Linked DNA regions of Mus musculus: region 2 is linked to region 1. The links are chromatin loops, found by intact Hi-C in ENCODE. Cell type or tissue: left cerebral cortex. All regions are shown on one strand. Links, peaks and the distances in the headings refer to the core of each region. The heading gives the core; the rest is flanking DNA. Region 1 has its middle 43 kb from the start of Nenf. Region 2 holds the start of Batf3 (basic leucine zipper transcription factor, ATF-like 3).

Region 1 (8,328 bases), core at 31-8,030:
ATGGAATCCACCCATCCTGCAGGACGGCTCTGCCCTCCTTCTCCATGTTCAGTGACACAAATCTTCATCACACTTGGGTTGCAACCAGTGAGTTTCTCTGGCTTCATATCTAATGATTCTACATGTGTATGTGCACATGTAGTGTGTATGTCTGCTTGCGTGCGTGCATGCGTGCATGTGTGTGTGTGTGTGTGTGTGTGTGTGTGTGTGTGTGTGCAGGCCCCAGGACGTTAATGTTGGCTGTCTTCCTCAGTTGGGTTCCACCTTATCTATGTATTAAGGTAAGGTCTCTTGCTGGACCTCAGAGCTCGCTGATCCAGCCACTCTAGCTTGCCAGTTTGACCTCTCATTTCTATATCCTGAGTGCTGGAGGTCCAAACTCTGGTTCTCACACTTGCAATGAGCCAACTGCCCAGCTCCAGTGTACTTAGATTGTTGTTGTTGTTATTGTATCTGTTGCATGACGGGAAGGGGGCCATGTGCCAGGGAGAACTGAGAAACACCACAGGTTTTCACTGAAGGCCCAGTGTGAATAGGGAGCAGGTCTAGGGAGGCTCCTGTAGCCCTCACACCAGGCAAAGAAACAGACTCAAGGCCTCAGCGGGGGTTGCTGGAGAGGGTTAGGCAGAGAGAGGGTTAGTCTTTCAAGTACTGAGCAGCTGGTGTCAGAAGCTTTCTATTCATGTGACATACAACTTAGAGGGAAGGTAGGTGATTCCCCAAGTTCACACTCAATTAACTGGCTGAAAAGGAGAAGTCTAGAGCCGAAGACCCTCAACAGATTAGAGCCTCACCAGAGGCTACTCCTCGCCTTGCCCCCCGCCCATCACAAGTGCCAGTCATCAGGAATGGTGAGGGAGGGCACACAGACAGCAGTCAACAAGTTGAGCTCATAGGTTACATCACCTGAGAAATTACTAGACATGTGACCTCTCTGACCCCACCTCAGACCTACCAAATGGTAAAGTCAGGTGCCGTGGGGGTCACCAAGCTCTGTCTTCTTGAACCTTCTAGGGGATTCTGTGTACACAAAGGTTTGAGACACTCCAGGGGGAAATGTGCTCTGGCCTGTGGCTTGGAGAATGGGTCTCTTGCCTCCTTCTCCTTGGGTTAAGAGCTGAGGAGGCCATGCACTAAAGCAGGTTAAGTGGCCAGTGCTTGGGGCAGGGGGGGGCGGGGCGGCGTCACTGTACCAGACTCAGTCTCTTCTACATGGAGGCCCAGCCCTGGCCTTCTGCAGGCCTATGAAATGATTCACCCGAGGGCTATAGCAAGTGTATTTGCTGTCTGGTTGCCTTGACAACTTTCCCTGACCCCGTTCCAGCTTAATATTAGCCAAAGACAAACAACTTAAAAGCCAAGCATCAGAGATGATGCAACTTCCGCGTGAGCCCCGGGAGGCCATGAAGCACCTGGGCAGTCAGCAACCGGAGTGTGATGTCACCCAGAGAAATGAAACTTCCGCATCAGCCCCGGGAGGCCACGAAGCACCTGGGCAAGCCTCAACTGTTGTGTGATGTCACATGGAGAAATGCCTGCTCATGGGCGAAGGTAATCACATGACCTGGCTTGAGTGCCCTAGTCATATAAGGGGAGGGGCCCTCCGCTGAGCTGGGATTCCAACCAGAGCCGAGCACAGACAGGGATTATGTGTGTCATCATGAGGAAACCCTTCACTCATGTGACTGACAGGATCTTTTCCCTCTGCAAAGTTTTTGTTTAAGAGCAAGAATTCAGAATAAGAACTGGGATCAGAACCAGGAGCTGGACCTGCCCTTTGATGGGTGGCTTCAGACAGGTTGTCCAGACTCTCTGAGCCTTGGTCCCTGATTTATAAATAAAGACAGAAATTTCTGTCTCACAGAATGGCTGAGAAAATGAATGGTAGCTTTGAAAGGGACAATGCAACACCGGCATGTGGTGACAGCTTCCTTTGTCCCTGAGACTGGCTGCGAGCTTTCCTGTTTGGTCTCAACCCCAGAGCTGATTAGAGGTGGTAAAACAGCAGGCATGGTGGCGCACACCTTTAATCCCCACACTTGGGAGGCAGAGGCAGCCGAACTCTGTGAGTTCCAGGCCAGCCTGGCCTATGTAGTGAGGTACAGGACAGCCAGAGCTATAAGAGAAACCCTGTCTCGAAAACCCAAAACCACGCCAAACCAAATGTCTGGGTGAGAAGTCCTCCGGCAAAGTGCAACATAAACACCTGGAGGGTGAGGAAAATCAGAAAAACAAAATAAAAACAGAAAACCAAGATGGCACCCAGGTCAGGTAGGCTCGGGGACATTAGAGATGATGTCAGAAAAACGGCTGCACAAGAGGCAGGAAGGAGCCGCACACTTAGGAACACCACCTCTGAGCTTGACGGCTAGAGAGTATAATGACTGCTGCGTAGACAGGGTCTTGGAAGACCAGGCTGGCCTGGAGCTTCTAGAGATCCTCCCGCTTCTGACTCCAGAGTGCTGGGATAAAAGGCTCGTACCACCACGCCTGGCTAAGCGTAACACTTTAAAAAGCAAATTTATAAATTTAAAAAGTAAATTTTCAGTTGCCCAGGAAAGTCCCATGTGACACTTCCAATGGATCTGCTGGGGTTTTGTTTTTCTCCTTTGAAAAAAAAAATTACCTGTGTGTGTGTGTGTGTGTGTGTGTGCGCGCGTGCGTGCGTGTGTGTGTGTGTGTGTGTGTGTGTGTGTGTGTGTGATGCATGTGTGTGCCTGTAAAGGCAGGAGGATACCTTACGAAAGTTGCGCCCCTCTTTCCCCCATATGAGTCCCAAAGACTGAACTTGGATCACTAGACTTGGCAGCAAGCGCCTTTCCTCACTGAGCCACTTTGCTGGCCCTTGGCTGTGTTCCCACTTCTCACCTGTCTGTCAAAGCAAGGTGCAGGGTTCAGAGCTCTGCGCCTGCTCAGACAGCACTGGAGCACATGAGTCCTTCCATGTCATAGTTTAACATTCTAAGCACCACCAGAGGTCAAGGATGGCTCTAGTTTATCTTGAAACAGAAATGACTGTTCAGCCCTCCTCCCTCCAGCCCACTCTTTCTGTATTTATTGGAATATGTCGTTAATAATGACATCATTATCTACCACAAACAGTCGCAGTGAAATACGTTTTGTTTTCTGAAACAGCGTCTGGCTATTAGGGCCCAAGTTCTATATGGCCTTAAACTTCCTGCACAGTTTAGACTGGCTTTGAACTCATAGCAATCCTACTGCCTCAGTGTCCCGGGTGCTGGCATTACTGGCATATGTCACCACACCAGTTATGACACTATGTTAGGACTCAGAAGTCAGGGGCTTACATATACTCCTTGACTCAGGTCACCCGCCAGTCGTGATCGACCTTTTGATACTGCAATGTGGTGTTGTCATCTACAGTTTATGCTCAGAACTACACAGTTGAATCACAAAACAGGATGACAAAAGTCCCTCATAAGGTCTTAAGTAAGCCTGTGGTTTTGTGTTGGGTCACATTCATCGCTGTGTCAGTCCCTCTACATGCAGTCCCAGATGCCGCCCCATGGGGGCGCTCGGTCACAGCCGCTGTCGGGCCATAGAGCAGTCTAATCCCTGAGACCCTAGGCTTTCCTCCACTCTCAGGACGTGCATGTGTGTGGTAGTGGGCTAGGGATACACCGACCTTTCTTACAATGGGCCCTTCGGTAAGGATATGACCCCAGCCACAGGACAACCAGAGTTCTACTGCTACACACAAGGACAAGCAGCTCGCTCCTCAAGTCGGCCTCCATTCCCCGGAGCCTCCCAGACAGAGGCTCCCAAGTAAGCGCCTATTTTGCTGCCCCACCCTCGGGTTCCCTGCCCTGCCCTGCATCTGGGGTCTCCAATAAAAAGGCTCTCGACCTCTGAAAATGTCCCCTTTCATTTTTTTTTTAACTTGACATGTGATTTTTTAAAAAGGTATAAAATAGATTAAGTTATTTTCAGAATGAATCCTTAAGTAAGGTCTTTGTTTATAAATTGCCACTCTGAGCTATTGAGACTGTCCTGAGGAGACTCCGGGCAGGTCATGAGAGTGTTCTGAGAGCCCCTGAGAGCGTCTCTCTTTGAGACAGGCCAAGCTGGGCAGGTGAGGTCTGCAGGCAAGCAGAAGCCTGGCATAGTTGAGATAGTGAAATCAGGACTCCATGGGTGATTCCAGGTGAGTTACTGGGTGGCTTTAGGTTTCATTTTCTTTTTCTCCAAACTGGAAACTGGAATCACTCCTTCAATTAATTAGCCGCCCCTTCCCGGATTGCATAGCACTTTAATAAGGGGAGTGGCCTGTGGTAAGTGAATTCTATGGGCACCTGTCTCATCCATAAACTCCATTATTTCAGCTGTGATAGTCTACGGCCATACTACCCTAGACACGCTCCATCTCATAACCACCCTCATCTACCCATCCTTTCTCCTTATTAGAGATGCCCATTGTTCACCTCAGGGAGCAATGCTCCCAGCCAAGAAACTACATTTCCCAGACTAACTTGCAGGTAGGATGCTCCTAGATCACTGGTGTGGTCACTGAGATAGAAGCAGACACTGCTCAGGGGGCTTCTGAGGGAGCACTTCGAGGGGCGTCTGAGGGAGTACTTCGAGGGGCTTCTGGGGGAGCACTTCAAGGGGCATCTGAGGGAGCACTTTAAGGGGCGTCTGTGGGAGCACTTCGAGGGGCTTCTGGGGGAGTACTTCAAGGGGCATCTGAGGGAGCACTTTGAGGGGCATCTGTGGGAGCACTTCGAGGGGCTTCTGAGGGAGCACTTCGAGGGGCGTCTGAGGGAGTACTTCGAGGGGCTTCTGGGGGAGCACTTCAAGGGGCATCTGAGGGAGCACTTTAAGGGGCGTCTGTGGGAGTACTTCGAGGGGCTTCTGGGGGAGTACTTCAAGGGGCATCTGAGGGAGCACTTTAAGGGGCTTCTGAGAGAGCACTTCAAGGAGGCTCAGTTGACAAGCAGCTTTGCCCACTATCTTCATTTTCATTTTCTGGTCTATAATGAGGATAGGATGACTGGAGTTGTGGTGGCAGTGCCATGACCATATGGCAATCTTGACAATAGAAGACACACCTCATCCTAAGTGTGGCAGTACAGAAAGGTAGTAGGAGCCTGGGAACGGGAACACGGTGTAGAGCCACTACACAAGCCCTCGCCCATCCACTTCAGGTTTTCTTCAGGTTATAGATGAACAAACTAGTCAATTGATTCATCATTTGGATGAGTTTCTCCAGAATGTGGTAAAGCCTTGCTCCCTAGAGCGGTGCCCATGGAAGGTTGTAGAACCTTTAAGAGGTGGGGCCTAGAGAGAGGTCTTCTTGTCACTGGGGGCATGTCTTTGGGTGGGGTATTGGGACCTCAGCTCCTTTCTCTTCTTTCTTTTCCACTCCAGGCAGGGCCCTGCCACCCAATCCTACCACACTGTGACCCTGCTCATGGCCCTAAAGCAATGGGCAAGCCAGGCATGGACTGGAGCCTCTATAAATACGGGAAGGGATCAGACAGTTTGAGTGACCACAACAAACATCCCAGTACATTATTCTAATGGTCCAGATAAAACACTTCACATCACTGATACAGATAAGCAGCACCTGCCTCTCTCTACCTGTGGGTCCCACAGCTGCACACCAAAACTACTTCAGAACCCCATCTGTACTGCACAGGCTTCATTCTTTAAACAACATATTCACCAACTATTTACACAGCATTTATGCTGCATTAGGCATAAGTTGTAACTGTGAGCTTTTCAACCCAACCTCTTTGTTCAATTACTCTGAGACTTAATTATTTATGAATATATGCCTAGCTCATAAGTGTTAGCTTGTTCAGCAACTAGCTTGTAACTTATATAATCTGTTTATTCTAGTCTATGTCTGGCACAAGATTCATACGGCCGACTTCCTCAGAGTTGGGGCAAATCTCTCCACCTCCTGCTCTATCCCAGAGTTCCTGTCTTTCTGCTGGATGTCCCACCTTCTAATCCTGCCTCACCTGATTGGCCATCAGCTTTTTATTGACAGATGATGCTTCCACACAGTGCACAAGAGAGTCTCTCTACAATAAGTGCCACAGAAAGGCTGTGAAGTGTAGGACACGTGGGTTATATTCAAATGCCAAACTATTTCATGTGAGGAGTTTGGAGGCTCCAGGGACTTCAGTATTCTCTCTGGTACACCTCTCTTTCCTGTAGACACCAGAGATCACTGTATGTGAATTAGTGAGTGTGTGGGTGAATGAATGAGTGAATGAGACAGAAAGGATCTTGCTGTCTATAGGAACATGGTGGAAACACAGGTCCACCCCTTGACAAGCACAGCGATGATTATTTTAGGTAAGAGGCATCAATGGAAACGAACATCTGTGGGAGGAAATACGATGAGGAGGAAGTTTGCATAATGTCAGTGTCTCCTCATGACACTTAATATAGCAAGGGAAGGTGGTGACCTTGGAGTGGAAAGGCTTGGTGGACACCACCTGCACCAGGTGACCAGTTGCCATAGTGGTAATCTGACACATATTCTCTTGCCTGGAGAATCTGGGATGGATCAACATAAACTATGATGTTCCAGCCAAAAGTGTCCAAAGTAGGCAGTCACTTCAGCCAAACACAAATCTAATGACATTCTAAAAAAAAAAAAAAAAAAAATCCAGGCCGTGGTGACACATGCCTTTATTTCCAGCACTTCAGAGGCAGAGGCAGTCGGAACTCCAAGTTCAAGACCAATGTGGTCTACAGAGAGAGTTGCAGGATAGCCAGGGCTGCCATACAGAGCAACCCTGCCTTGATAAAACAAAAACAAAACCAAACAAAACTAATGAACCAAGCAATCAAACAAAAACAGCAACAATACAGCAACAAAAAGGACATTTATTCTACAATCAAATGGCACTTGTGGAGTCCTCTCAGTCCAGAGACCACAGAGACATAGAGGTCGATTGCCCTGGTGATGCCTGCTGGGCTCCCAGGCCAGACCCAGACACCAGTGGGGCAGAAATGGGATGTATGTACAATGTACAACATCTGATGTAAGTTGGTAGCTCTGGTTAATTTCCTGGTATTGGTGACCGCTCTCATGTACAGTGTTGGGAAAAAGTGAAGAAAACTATCTGGGAATTGTTCATACCACACTTGCCCAGGCCTGTGTCCTAGTTAGGGCCATCATTGCTGTGAGGAAACACTATGACCAAAAGCAAGCTGGGGAGGAAAGTGTATATTCGGCTTACACTTCCACAGCACTGTTCATCACTGAAGGAAGTCAGGACTGGAACTCAAACAGAGCAGGAACCTGGAGGCAGGAGCTGATGCAGAGACTAGAGAGGGGGTGCTGCTTACTGACTTGCTCCTAATGGCTTGCCCAGCCTGCTTTCTTACAGAGCCCAGGACCGCCAGCCCAGGGATGGCACCACTCACAATGGGCTGGGCTCTACTCCATCAGTAACCAGTTAAGAAAATGCCCCGCAAGCTTTCCTACAACCTGATCTTTTCTCAATTTAGGTTCCCTCCTCTCAGGTGACTTGAGTTTACGTCAAGTCGACATGAAACTAGCCAGTGTAGTCTGAAATCATTTTGAAAACCAAAACAAAATCCGCCCTGTTTTGCAACTTCTCAGGCTTCCGACAGCTGTGTGTGGAGTCAGTCGCTTCACAGATTACACCTTGTTGACCTGCGGGTCTGCCTTCCCTGTTCGCCCCATCTTACAAACCCATTTGCAGGGAGGGTATCCAGTTACTGAGTTGGTCTCCTGAATCCCAGAAGTCACCGCCAAGACTTCTCTTTTTCTCTCATTCTATGGCGACCCCACCTGTGAGCCTTGTGTTCATCTGATTTCTGTTGCTGCAACAAAATACCAGAGTCTGGTATTCTATAAGGAGAGAGTTTGCTTAGCTCACAGCTCTGAAGGCTGGGAAGCTCACGGTTGGCTTGCCCCATCTTCTGAGGTTCTCATTGCTGGTAAGGCCCTCACTAGAGCAGGGATTCCCAACCTTCCTAACGCTGCCACCCTTTGATACAGTAGTGACCCCCAGCCATAAAATCATTTCTGGTGCTACCTCATAACTGAAGTTTTACTACTGTTATGAATTGTAATGTAACTACTTGTGCTTTCCAATGACCTTAGGTGACCCCGAAGGGGTCACAACTCACAGGTTGAGAACCATTGCTCTATAGCATTCTAGGAGGCATAGGGCATCGCATGGTAAAATGGGGCATCCAAGAGAGCATCAAACTGGCTTTTAAACAGACCTATTGTAAGGGGGAATTCATTGTTATGGTTTAGATAAATGTCCCATGAAAGCCCATATCTGAAAAGCTTGGTCCCCAGCTCACAGTGCT
Region 2 (8,328 bases), core at 145-8,144, 180 kb after region 1:
TGAGACAGGTTTTCTCTGTGTAGTCCTGGCTGTCCTGGAACTCACTTTGTAGACCAGGCTGGCCTCGAACTCAGAAATCCGCCTGCCTCTGCCTCCTGAGTGCTGGGATTAAAGGCGTGTGCCACCACCAACATTTAAGAAGAGAGGAGGAGTGGGGGGGGAGAAGAAAGAGGGGAGAGGAGGAGGGGGAGAAGAAGAGAAGGAGGAAGAGAAGAAGGAGGGGGAGGAGAAGGGAGGGGAAGTGAGAAGGAAGGAGAGGGGAGGGGGAGGAGGGAAGGGGAGGAGGGGGAGGGAAGGAGGGGAGGGGGAGAAGAGGGGAGGGAAAGAGGGGGAGGGAAGGCAGAGGGAGAAGAGGGGAGAAGGGAGGGGATGAGGGGGAGGGAACAAGGAGGGAGAGGGAAAGGAGAGATAGCTGAGAAATTGGTGGCACATACCTGTCATAGCACTCAGCAGGCTGAGAGGCAGGATTGAGCAGGAGGCCAGGCTGGGTTACATAGTGACACGGTCTCAAAAAACAAATAAGACAAAGCCAGAGGTAGAAAGGCTTGGAAGCAGGCAGGCGTGGTACCAGAACCGCACCTGAGATTTTTACATCTGATCCACAGGCACGCGGTAGATAGTGAGAGAGCTAAGTGGGAATTCCATGGGCTTTGGAAACCTCAAAGCCAGTGCCAATGCCACACCTCCTCCAAAGCAGCTACACCTTCTCATCCTTCCCAAACAGTTCCACACTGAGCACTCTGTGTATGAGCCCAGAGGGGCCATTCTCTCTCAAACCACCCCCTGAGGAGGAGGCAAGATTTTGAAAAGGAATTAAAAGTATAAAGAGCTATTTTTGTTTAGCTTCTTCAATTTTTAGTTTTGGTAGGGAGAGGGTCTCATGTAGCCCAGGCTGGCCTTAAACTTACTATATAGCCAAAAATGGTTTAAACTCCTGACCCTCACAAGTACCACCTCACCCACATTCTTTTATTTACTTTCTCTTTTTTTAAAGATAGAGTTTCACTATGGAGCCCTCTGGCTGTCCTGGAACTCACTATGTAGACCAGGCTAGCCTTAAACTCAGAGATTTGCCTGCCTCTGCCTCCAGAGTGCTGGGATTAAAGGCAAGTGCCATAATTCTCAGTAATTTCTCTCTCTCTCTCTCTCTCTCTCTCTCTCTTCCTTCCTTCCTTCCTTTTTTTTTTTTTTTTTGAGACGATACCTCATATAGCCAAGGCTAGCCTGAAAGTCACTATAAATACAAACTTGACCTTGAACTTGTGATTCTCTGCCTCTCCCCCGAGTGCTGATCTCGAAGGCGTGTTCCTTCCACCACGGCTGGTTTATGTGGTGCTGAGACTCCCACCCAGGGTATTCTTGTGCACATTAGACAAGCACTCCACTGAGCTGCTCCTCCAGAACTTTAATTACTATTACTGTTGTCACTATTGTTTCTATAGACAGTTTCTCTGTAGTTCCAACTAGCCTCAGGCTGGGTATTCTCCTGCCTCCACCTTCCTGAGTGCTATAGTGTGAGAGCCCCCACATCTAGCTTTTGTTTGAGTCTATAGTGAGAGAAAAATCAAGCGTGGGAAGAAGCCCGGGGGCTGGGGCTGAGAGGAAGAGGCCCGAGAATACAGAAGCAAAGCAATAGGCTGGGAGGACCCAGAAGAATCAGACTGGAAGGACTGATGATGAGCACCGTGATGCCATCACTGCCCCCTCCCCCGATAGGAGACAGCTGTCCCTGTGGCTGTCCTGTAGTCCTGACCTGACCACAGGCTCACCTCGTGGAGCTTGTCAGCCTTCTGGGTCTGCTTCTTCCGGCTCCTCTGAGCTGCAACCCGGTTTTTCTCTCTCCTTCGAACTTTCCTGTCATCGTCCTTGGGGCTCTGGGGATGACATGTGGTGAGGTAAGACTCTCAGACTCTCACCATGCTCCAGTGGGCTACTGAGAGGTTTTGTTAAGGAACACCTATCCTGTGGTGGGGCTTTGCTTTATATTAATCACCACCCACATACTGAAAAGCGTATAGAAAGACTGTTGTTTTAAAATGAGGAATATAAGGTCTGGGGTGCAGCTTAGTGGTGCCATATGTGTGGGATATGTCAGGCCCTGTGTTCCATACCCAGGACCACAAAAAATAAAAATACTATGAGACAACGAGGAATCAGAAACTCAGGTTAGGGAAGTTCTCCAGGTACCACGGCCAGCATGGGGGTGAGTGGGAAGTGGAACTCAGGTTTGCTGGTCCCCAAACCAACGTTCACAAACTTCTGCCCCACAGGGCGTTTGCCTGGAAGAGCGGTGCTGTTACTGCTCATCTGAGAGTGAGAAAGACTGGGGTGTGTGCTCGCTAGAACTTGCTGTGCACAGCCTTTAAACTACCACACACTGGCAAGTCCTTCTGAAACTGTATACAGACCATAGTTATGCATTTATTAGTAACTGCAACCACACAGCTCTACCAGTATGTGGAAAACTCTGGAACACTAATGACGACATGCTCTCTTGAACAACACTTGGCTGACATTTTCTTTTCAGAGGTCAGGGTTATTCCAAATGCAAATCTGTGATGCGTTTTGAGAGTTCTTAACCAAATATCCAAAAATCCTTCATGAGGTGACATGAAGTGGGCAGGCAGAAAAAAATGCACGTACCACAGCGAGAGCTTACTTAGAGGAAAGGGTCTGCTTTCCAGAACTGCAATTGACACCATCAGGGGAGGAAAAAAAATGTCCTTCAAGACTGAGTTCAAAAGGTGTCTAGATGGGGAGGGAGCTTAGTGGTAGGTGAGGCTCAGGGTGTAATCTGGAGCCACAGCAACAGCAAAACCCAGAGGCTGGCGTACAAACTCAGGGCTTCAGCCAGGAATCCCAGGCATAGATAAGAAGAGACAGCAGACCCAACACCTGCTCAGGAGAACACAGGTGTCAAAACGTGCCTTCCAGAAGTCCTCCCCCCACCCCCTTCTTCAACAGTTTCACGTAGTCTCCCTTCCCTTTCCTCCCTAGCTCTGGAATTGTACTCCTGCATCACTACACCCCAAAGGTCTTGATAAACACACCTGGAGCATCCAGGGGGACATGCCATATAAACGATGTAACTTCAGCTTTTACACCCTCACAAAGCCTTCCACCGTATATAATAACTAAGACCCTGCCCTGTACTCAGAACACTGCTGGGCTCTGCTGCCCAGAATCAAGCTGACCTGAGATTTGACCTCACTGGCTCTCCACTGGTGCTTGACAGGAAATAATGTCTCTATTCTCCAAAGCCAACAAGTCTCAGGGCAAGGGGCAGCATGCCTCCTGTCCTCTGGGAGCTGTCACATCACCTGCCACAGATGATCACACCTTCCCTCTGGGCAGGAATGACGAATGGAGACACAAATCACCCATCACTCACATGACCTCTGCAAACGTCCTCAGGAGATACAAAAAGAGTTCATCTTATAGATGGGGAAATTGAGGCTCCGCTAGTCGAAGCAAATAGTATAAGGCCACTCCAACTACTTGGCTCAGACTTCCAGGGTCATCCTGGGACATTACACTTCAAGCAGAGAGTTGGGAGTGTGTGTGGTGACTAAGAAAAATAAGACCTGATCTATTGATAAAGCAACCAGGTGGCCAAGAAGTGTTCCAACAGTGGCCTCTATTTGGTCTCAGCTTCTTGTGACTACAGCTTTGAAAGCTGGGACAACAGAGGGTGCTGATCATATTGGGGCGAGAAGTTTCCACCCGTGCTGGGGGTGGAGTCTGCCCATTAGAGACAAAACCCCACACCCACAAATTGACCGGTCCGACATTCCCCATGCGGATCTTGGCCAGTGGGTTGGATGCAGGGACGAACCGCCCCTTTGGGCTGAATTCATAATATCGGAGCTCCGGGCCCCCTCCCACCAGCGCCCACAGGAGTCAAGGATGAAACTGCCCACAGCAGCGCGGACCCACGTGTTCGGCGCCGAGTCTGGAGGGGCTGCCGCCTTCCCAAGCGCTTGAGGCGCACGGCGGGGGCGCACGGCGGGGGCGCACCTGGAGCTCTGCCCTCACCCTCACCCGGTCCTCACACCCGGCCCCCTTGTCCAATACCTGCGGCTGGTTCCCGGGCGCATCCACGCTTCTCTGCAGCACGCTGACCGCGGGGGGCCCTTGCGACATGCCGCGCGCTCGCCACACGGGGCGCCCTGAACGTGGGGCTCTGCTACCCGCGCTCCGCCCGCATCCCCGCACTTGCTGCCCCGCCCCGCCCCGCCGCTTCCCGCTCTCCGGGCTCCACGGTGCCCGCCTCCCCACCCCGTGTCCAGTCCCGGCCCGGCCCGGCCCCGCCCCCTACTCCCACCCCGCCCCTGCTTCCTCCTCCCCCCACCCTCTCGCCGCACCTCGGGGTCCAGGATCCCACCCAAGTCGCTGCTTTCCGCTAAGGGCCCCCGCTCTTCGTGGAAGTCACGTGGCAGCACCGAAGCCCACCCACGGAGAAGACCCCGAGTGGGTGGAGACGGGGTGCTGGCGCAGCGCCGCCGTGGACGGTCCTCCGGCCGCTCCTGGGAAGTTTGGGTGAGAAGCACCAGTGAGTGGCTCGGTGGCTTCAATGTCCCTTCGCAGCCTCCCTTAGCGCCCCAGCGCCGGTCACCGCCGATGGGGAGATTTCTTCCGGGCGAGGCGGCACCTGGACCGGTGGCGCCAGTGGGCAGGGACCGCAGCAGAGACCGTCCGCGCTATGGGGACAGCGGGAGCCTCAGGGCTTTTCCACTGCGGCGGCGTCTGGTCCAGTGGGAGGGAGGGGGCGAGGTGACTGGGAGGGCGAATTCTGATGGGGGGGGGCGGGGCGGGGGGAGCGGCAAAGAGAGGTTGTGAGTCGAAACCACGCTTGAAGTCCATCCTCACACATTCAAAGGTCTGGGCAGGCCATGCTAAGGTCCCATGGGCTAGCTGCATTTGCTTCTTCAAGATTAAGGTGATACCTACTAAAGGCTAAAATATATGGTTGCTATGTTTATGTCAGACTAGGTAGAGACGTATCTCATCCCTCTTCACCCGCCTGCCAGTTTTTAAAATATGAAGTCAAGATGACTGTGCCCAGCAAAGAAAAAAAGAAAAAACCCTAGCGGTTGCAGGTTTGTGGTTTGTGCATAGCATAGGAGAGGAAAGCTAACCACGAACTGGGGGACGGATGGGAACCAGACAAGAGTGGCCTTTCTCGTGTGCTCATTTTGGCCTACTGGCTTCTGGGCAGTGGGAGAGGTGACCTTTCTGAGTCCTCACCCCAGTGTGCATGGCTCTGTGCCAGAATTTAAGCCGTAAGTCTGGAGAGAGGAGCTTGTTTGAACCTGCCTGCGCGGCTTTAGGCACCAGTAGTGGTCATGTGTGCTAGTAGGTCACGGCATAGCCAGTGTCCACACATCACAGCAGAGCCTCTCCATGCTAATGGTTCCGCCCAAATTTTAGTTCTGACCCTCTTCTATCAACATGCATGCATGCTCCGGTGTGGGGGGAGGGGAGAAGGAGGGGAGAGAAGAGAGAGAGAGACAATTACATCTCACACAGTATAGAGGAGTGCACAGCACAGCATCCTGCACTTGGTGTGGGTCAGCCCAGGACCTCTGTCCTTGAAAATTAAAGGACCCTGTAAACGGGGTGTGGTGGCCAACGCCTACAATTTCTCCACTCACAAGGTTGAGGCAGGGTTTCCACAAGTTCCACTATCTAGCTTGGGCTATACATTAACCTCCAGGCTAACTAGAGCTAAATAGCAGGATGAGATCTCAATACAACCAAAGACTAACAAAATAAGCAATTTGTGGGGGCAAGTGATCCTAACTTTTAGACGTTTAAGAATGGGTGTTGGAGGGGGTGATCCTCGACATACCAGTGCACTCCCGTGTGTCATTCTAGTGGGCTCCTTTCCTGTTCCAAGTCCTCTGGGGTCCTCCCCACAGCCTGGGGCCAGGGCCAACAGCAGACTTATATTGGCTTAGTCTACTTATGGCATTGTTTCTTTTTTCTTTTCCTTTCTTTCTACCGCCCCCCCCCATATCCCCCTTCCCTACACACTCATACACACCTTGAGTTTTTCAAGGCAGGGCTTCTCTGTGTTCAGCCCTGGATGTCACGGAACTCACTTTTAGACCAGGCTGGTCCCGAACTCTCAGAGATCCACTTCCTGAGCACTGGGACTAAAGGCGTGTGTCACCATGCCCAGCATGGAACTATTTCTTTCCCTTCCTATTAAGTCTGTACACCATATGGGTGTCGGGTTCCAGAAGAGGGTAATGGAGTTCTGGGTAGTTAATAGTGAGTCACCATGTGGGTGCTGGGAATGGAACCTGGGCCCTCTCCAAGAGCAGTCAGTGCTCTTCCCTCATCCCCAGCCATCTTTCCAGCCCCTAGAATTGTCATCTCTTTTGCGTGCTTTCTTAAACTTCTTGAGAAGGTTGATGCTGGCTTCTTCACACACTCCATGTTTATAAAAGTAACATTAAATTTATTTATAGTATCCCAATAATGCTATTATAGTATGGTGCTAAGTTCATTTGCCACACTAGAAAGCCAAGATAAATGCTTGCTTGGTCTATATATCAAGTTTCAGGCAAGTCAGAATTACATAGTGAGACCCAGATAGATAGATAGATAGATAGATAGATAGATAGATAGATAGATAGATAGATAGACAGACAGACACACAACACACACACACACACACACACACACACCTTTAATCCCAACACTCAGAAGGCAGAGGCAGATATATCTCTGAGTTTGAGGCCAGCCTGGTCTACACAGTTCTGTCTCAAAAACACAAACCAAACGAATGAATGAGAGAAAAGCAGAACAGGATTCAAATCTCTGTTTTCTTTTCGTGTGTTTTCCCTTGAACCAGGAAGACATCTGGTATGATTTGTCAAGTTCCTATTTATACCACAATGACCTTGAACCCCGTCTCTGAGGGGTGGGGGATGCACCACAGGTTCAGGGCGCAGTGAGGATGCAGCAGGTTTGGAGGTTGGTGATCCGATGCTCTGCTGATTCACTTCGCCAGAAAATGGTTCTTTCCAATAACAAACGGATGATCGAAAGCCCTGTGTGCAGTTCACTCCTGCTGTTCTTGTTTAGGAAACTGGTCTTCTGGTAAGTGTCTTCTCATGGCTTTTCTCAGAAGACGGTCCTGTGGGCCTCTGGTGAGGCTAGGGAAGAGAAAGCCAAAGGTAGAGACCACTGCACTTACCAGAAACTGGCCACTGTGTGTCAGCCACTGTGGGCCGGAGAGCCACACCTCAGGGAACTCGCTGTCTCGATAGTCAGATGAGCACACTGGAGTGCTTTCGATGTGGTCTATCTCAAGATGGGAGTATAAGAGCAAGGGCTGGAGAGGGCCGGTATGGGATGGTGTGTTTTCAAACAGGGAGATCAATGAGGCTCCTCTGTAGGGCTGGGGAGACACCTGGAGGACGTGGTTCATGCTGCACCAACACAGAAGCAATGTTCTTGTGGAAGTGCCTGGCCATTCAAGTAACTCCAGAAGACTCGAGGGTCTGGAGTGGCCGGAGGGAAAGACGGGACACCTAGAGATGCAGCAAGAAGGCCACCTTTTATTTGACATAAGGTGGAAAAGATAAGGCTTCCGAGCAGAGGTTTGGCATGATCTGACTTAAGATGCTATGAGGTCATGTTGGTCACCTCATAAAACAGCAACACCAAGTGGAGATGCAGCATCTAAAACGGGAGCTGGTAGGTTCCTTCCCAAACCATAGCAGCATTTGCAGTGGGATATTTAAGTCTTAAGAACAAATTGAAAGCAACAAGGAGACCCAGAAGATGAGGGCCATGATCCAAGAGACTTGGGGTAGGGCTGGGAAGACTGTGGAGGGCCAAAGACAGTCTACCGGGAGCTTTTTGAATGGAAGGTTCACAGTGTGTCACTACCACAGGCCCATCCTGATCCAGAGTGGCCTTGCCTGTGTCCACCTGGTGACATATTCACAAATGTGTTGCTCGCTTTTGCCACAGTGAACAAAATCCCTGTCAGAACAACCGAAGAGACCTGGGGAGATGGTTCAGTGGTTAAAGTGAGAGGCAAGCCATGGAACTGGAGTTCAGAGTCCCAGAACCCTTGTAAATTCAGAATGGGTGTGGTGGCCTACCCGTGGGTCCAGCTTTCTGAGGCAGAGACAAGGGATCCTCAGAGAAAACAGGCTGGTAAGACTGGAATAATGATCAAGGTTGGATTCTCTACTTCAGCCTCAAGCCTCATGTCTCCACACATGGAGGTGTGCGTGGACATACAGGCACACCACAGAGACCAGAAAATGAGATAAGAAATGGGGTGGGGGGAGGAAGGAAATCCTA

Evidence for each region. Peaks named below come from ENCODE experiments on the same cell type or tissue, not always from the same donor. Only the 100,000 strongest peaks of a DNase experiment are listed, where the experiment ranks them.
Region 2: it touches region 1 in a loop (2.9-fold over the local background); 29 of 42 quality-filtered maps call a loop at or near these places.

Annotation. Positions count from the first base shown.
Region 1 is chr1:191,270,909-191,279,236 of GRCm38, reverse strand. No RefSeq gene overlaps it. Among named protein-coding and RNA genes, the nearest start is that of Nenf, 43 kb to the left of the region's middle. In left cerebral cortex, for the core only: a CTCF peak has its summit at 3,527; a DNase peak (open chromatin) is centred at 3,520.
Region 2 is chr1:191,094,274-191,102,601 of GRCm38, reverse strand. Batf3 (basic leucine zipper transcription factor, ATF-like 3) reads right to left here and starts at 4,188. Exons shown (of 3, transcript NM_030060.2): 1 at 4,075-4,188; 2 at 1,770-1,874. The coding sequence starts at 4,143. In left cerebral cortex, for the core only: CTCF peaks have their summits at 4,144, 5,077 and 7,412; DNase peaks (open chromatin) are centred at 4,094, 5,065 and 7,409; H3K4me3 peaks cover 1,057 bases.